Regions from separate parts of the Homo sapiens genome. Here region 2 is linked to region 1. Evidence: chromatin loops called from intact Hi-C (ENCODE). Cell type or tissue: endothelial cell of umbilical vein. All regions are shown on one strand.

What was found. A loop is a pair of places that touch in the nucleus more often than their neighbours do. Peaks named below come from ENCODE experiments on the same cell type or tissue, not always from the same donor. Only the 100,000 strongest peaks of a DNase experiment are listed, where the experiment ranks them.
Region 2: it touches region 1 in a loop (5-fold over the local background); 5 of 110 quality-filtered maps call a loop at or near these places.

The regions. Positions count from the first base shown.
Region 1 is chr20:59,054,204-59,056,703 of GRCh38, forward strand. No RefSeq gene overlaps it. Among named protein-coding and RNA genes, the nearest start is that of SLMO2-ATP5E, 13 kb to the left of the region's middle. In endothelial cell of umbilical vein, no CTCF peak of the experiment used is centred here; a DNase peak (open chromatin) is centred at 1,268; H3K27me3 peaks cover 590 bases.
Region 2 is chr20:59,494,878-59,497,377 of GRCh38, forward strand. No RefSeq gene overlaps it. Among named protein-coding and RNA genes, the nearest start is that of PHACTR3, 110 kb to the right of the region's middle. RefSeq lists enhancers at 1,031-1,531, 1,269-1,318. In endothelial cell of umbilical vein, a CTCF peak has its summit at 1,227 (motif pointing left); a DNase peak (open chromatin) is centred at 1,214.

The sequences.
Region 1 (2,500 bases):
ATAACCATTAGAAACCCACTAAAACCCTTTAGAAAATGAAAATACCATGAACAGACAATTGGTAGAAAAAATGCAAGTGATTAATGTGAAAAAATGTTCCACTGCTTTGGTGATCAAATAAATGCCCATTAAAACCATATACCATTTTTGGCCTATCAACTTAGCAAATCGAAATATAGCTCTTATTCAAAGTTGGTGAATATGAAGTGAGGTAGGTACTTTCATACACTTCTATTGAAAGTATCAGTTGGTACAGTCTTTCTGGAGAACAATTTAGCAATATCTATGAAGAGTCTTAAACATTCCTGTTTGTCCTTGTGATTCTCAATGCAGGAATTTAAGGAAATTCAGAAATTTGGACCAAGATCTAAGTCACAGAATTGTTTGTAATAATATAAAGCTGGAAAAACCTTAAGTGTTCAGAAAAAGATTCACTAGTTGGATCATGAAGAAACAGAATTTGTGTTTTAAGGGGAGGGAGAAGAAGTGGGAGAATTCTAGGGAGAAAGAACAGCGAGGGTGATAGGAAGGGTACATGAAAGTACATTGCAAGTTTGATTTGGAAACTGTAGTGTGCTCTGGAAGGCCAGGTGAGGGGCAGATAGAAGGGGTAAGAAGAGGTGAGGGTCAGAGGCTTGTGTAGCGGTCTATCTCCTGCATGAGAATTTAAGATGTAAGGACTCTGGGTTGGTTATCTTTATATCCTTCCAAGTTCCTAATAGGTGCTTAACAAATGTCTGCTCAATAATCAAGAGATTTCTTTCAGTGTTGAGCGGCTTTGAGTTCTGTGTTGTTAGGTTATGGTTTTCCTCTATAGCTAGTAAAGATTCAGCAAGTTTTTTCTTTTTCTTTTTTTTTTTTTTTTTGAGACAGAGTCTCGCTCTGTCGCCCAGGCTGGAGTGCAGTGGCGCCATCTCGGCTCACTGCAATCTCTGCCTCCCGGGTTCACGCCATTCTCCTGCCTCAGCCTCCCGAGTAGCTGGGACTACAGGCGCCCGCCACCACGCCCGGCTAATTTTTTGTATTTTTAGTAGAGACGGGGTTTCACCGTGTTAGCCAGGATGGTCTCAGTCTCCTGACCTCGTGATCCGCCCGCCTCGGCCTCCCGAAGTGCTGGGATTACAGGCTTGAGCCACCGCGCCCAGCTAGATCCAGAAAAGTTACTTAGGAAGAAAATTAATAACGACTCTCCTTAAGTAACTTGGTTGATTTATGACAGGCATTAAATGATACTTTAAAACAGCCTTATGTGGACTTCAGTCAGTAGGGGGTGCACCAATGCTGAAAATTCTGATACTAATAAAGAATAGCACTTATTTGTTAATCTTACGGTCCTTCGTCCTGCTTACTATTTGTCCCTTTTTTGCCCATCTCACCACTCTCTATCCCCCACATTAAGAAATTTCTCATTGCTGCACATACCACCAGTTATAAAACTGGATTTTAATAAGAGTTAATTTAATGTTGCTGTTTATTAAATTGTTACAAGTAAGTGTGACATTTTTGAGAAATTGCTGTATGGAGAAGAGTTTAAATTGTGCTTATTTATTCATGACACATTTTTTATCACAATAGTTGAGAAAGTATTAGTACTAGTAAAAAATGGAGGTGATATTTAATAGTCCATGGGGACACAAATTGTATAATTAAAAGAAGAGTAATAGTGACCTTTAGATAAAGCATATTTCATAAAGTGCTCATTAAAAAGGAGTTCACTTTTGGAACTTTATTTTCTCAAAGTTCTCTTTATAAAATAGAATTAATAAAATACCACAGTTTATTGAAATTTTAAAGAGTACAGAGAGCTGTGGTGTTGTGTAGAGAAATTGAGGGGGAAATAAAATTAGGTTTGTATATGGTATTTTTGAAACAAAGAGGAACCTGATTGGCATAGTTAACATTTGAAGAATATAGCTAAAAATATTGCGCCAGAATAATAAGCCCTGGTATCAAAACATATGAAATGAGAATTAGCATTTCCTGAGAGAAAATTAAAACTATAGAATTAAAGAAAGCACCATCTGAATAGGAAAAGAGCCATTTGTGGTAGAGTAGAGTTTGGAAACTGAGAGGTGCCTACATTTCATTAGATGATGCTATGCTCTTTTGAAATGATGATACAGGGTGTACCAATGATCTTCTCCCTTTCCGTTCCTTAAAAATGCTTATAAAGTGGCTTAAAACAAAGGAAAATATTAGCAATGAAAATGATTACTAAAGTGAATCATATGCAATCAAAAGTTTAAAAACTTTTGTAGAAGAAAAAATTATGAAACTAAAATTTAAAAAAAAAGCACCATGTGGAAGACCTATTAAAAGGCACAGATGCTCAAAAGAACTCCTAAAAGATATTTCAACGTTGCACTTTCTCTGAATAACATACTTATAAAAAGTCACACAGATAACCTAAAATTAAAAGTTTATACAAAGATAGAGCAATGATAATAAATATGAGAAAGCAAAAGCTTTTGTATATTATCAAATAATATCTTATTTTATC
Region 2 (2,500 bases), 440 kb after region 1:
CTCTAAAGAAGAGGAGTGGCCAGGTGCAGTGGCTCACGCCTGTAATCCCAGCACTTTAGGAGGCCGAGGCAGATGGATCACTTGAGGTCAGGAGTTCGAGACCAGCCTGGCCAACATGGTGAAACCCCCGTCTCTACTAAAAATACAAAAATCAGCTGGGCGTGGTGGTGCATGCCTGTAATCCCAGCTGCTCGGGAGGCTGAGGCAGGAGAATCTCTTGAACCTGGGAGGTGGAGATTGCAGTGAGCTGAGATTGCGCCACTGCACTCCAGCCTGGGCAACACAGTGAGACTCCCTCTCCAAAAAAAAAAAAAAAAAAGAAGTGACCACTTCCCGACATCACATGGGCCTGTGGTTTAGTCTTTGGGTTGAAATAGTGCATCTTCCTCAGTGTGGATGATGATGGCTGCCTCTGGCGTTGGAGGCCTGCTGAGTTCCTGCACTGATCCTGACCTCCTGCTCCACCCACACAGCAGCCCTGTGTCCCGTGGTGCCCAAGAGGGGACCGAGCTCCCACACCAAGGCGCTGCGCTGGGTGGCAGTGTCACGGAGTGGACATGATCCAAGGACTTAAAGGAATACTTTGTATCCACGTGCAAATACAGCTGTAATATTTTTGTAGAATACCAAATTCAAATTTATTTTTCTTAGGGAAAAGAGTATTCCAGAGGAACTGGGGTTTACATTCAGGCCACCTCAGTCTCTCTCCTTTTCCCTGCCCATGATGTCCTCACAGGTGGGGTCCCCTCAGTCCCCTCTGACCCAGGAGGTCTTTGGGGGCGATGTGCGAAGGAACAGTGTTCAGCTTTGTCTCAGCACTAAGAGAAAGGGAGATGATGAAAACTAGCCCCTGGTTACACTGCGTGCTCGCCAAGCCCCAGGGCTGTCCTCACACTCGCTTCTCAACTTGGGGTGATTCTGCCCCCCTAGGGGACAACTGGCAGCGTCTGGAGACATTTTTGGTTATCACACAAGGTGGGCGCGCCCCTGGCATCTATCGAGTGGAGATGGGGTGCTGTGAGACACCCTGCAGTGCACGAGGTGACCCCCACCACAGAGGGTCACCAGCCCACCCTGGCAATATTGTCGAGGCTGAGGAGCTCTTCCTGTGGCTGCTGAAACGACCACACATTGGGTGCTTGAAAGCAGCAGAGAAGTACTCTCCCTTCTAGAAATCTGAAATCAAGGTCTGAAATCAAGGTCCGTGCGCCCTCTGGTGGCGCCAGGGGAGAAGCTGTCCCTGGCTGCTCCAGCTTCTGCCAGCTGCCGGTTCCTCAGGGGTGCCGTCCTCACTCCAGTCTCCAGGACCCACATCTTCAGGTCTGTCTCTGCTTCAGCTTCACCCTCTCCTCTGTATGTGCCAAGTCTCCCTCTGCCTCCTTCGGATAAGGATACCCATGGCCGCATCCCGGCCCAGGGATAATCTTTCCTCTTTCAGATCTTAACTTCATCCCATCTGCAAAGTTGCTTTTTACCTGTAAGTTCACATTTACAGTTTCCAGAGATTAGGGCATGAATATCTTTTGGTGGGGGGTATTGTTATTCAGCCAACCACACATATATTGACAAAATCCCCACAGCACTCTATAAGGTAAGCGCCTAATAATGGCCCCACATTACAGATGGGATAACTGAGGCACACACAGGTTAAGTCACCCACTCCGTGCTGGGGCTGGGATGGAACCTGGGCTACGGGATCTGGAATTCACCCTGAGTTTCTGCTCAGCTCTGACTGCCTTGGTGGACACAGAGTGGCAATGCAGCTCCTCAAACTCAAGCAACTTCACTTTCTCATGGAGACAGCACTCAAACCCTCAGGACAGATGTGAAGATCCCAGTGTGAAAGACTCGGATTTAAGAATCGCGATCATTAAATCAGGAAGATGTCTTTCCATTCGGATTTTGCAGGATGACTGTGCTTTTATATTTGTTAAGATAATGTAAAACTTCTCATTGATATGAATTTTTAAAAATATGTGACTTGTTGGGAATTTTCCTCCGGAGTGCTGTGCACACTGTCTTGGATCTGAAGGTGGGTTAGTTTGCCGGAGCTGCTGTAACAAAGCACCATGAATGAGGTGGCATAGAACAGTGGAAATCCATGGTCCCACAGTGCCAGAAGCTGGCAGTGTAGAATCAAGGTGTCGGCATAGTTGGCACCTTCCGAAGCCTCGAGGAAGGATCCGTTCCAGCTTCTCCAGCATCTGGTGTCCCCAGGTGTCCCCTGGCTTGTGGCAGCCATCCCCATGTTCCCATGGCATTCTCTCTGGATCGGCACAATATCTTCTCTCCATGCATCTAAGTCCAAGTTTCCCCCTTTTATAAGGACCCCAGTCATATGGATTAGGGGCCTTATCTCAGGTATGACCTTATCTTGCCTAATTGCAACTGCAAAGGTTCTATTTCCAAATAAGGTCACTTTCTAAGGTACTCGGGGTTTCAGAACTTCAATGTAGAAATTTGGGGGGACCACAATTCAACTCATTGCAACAGAATTCTA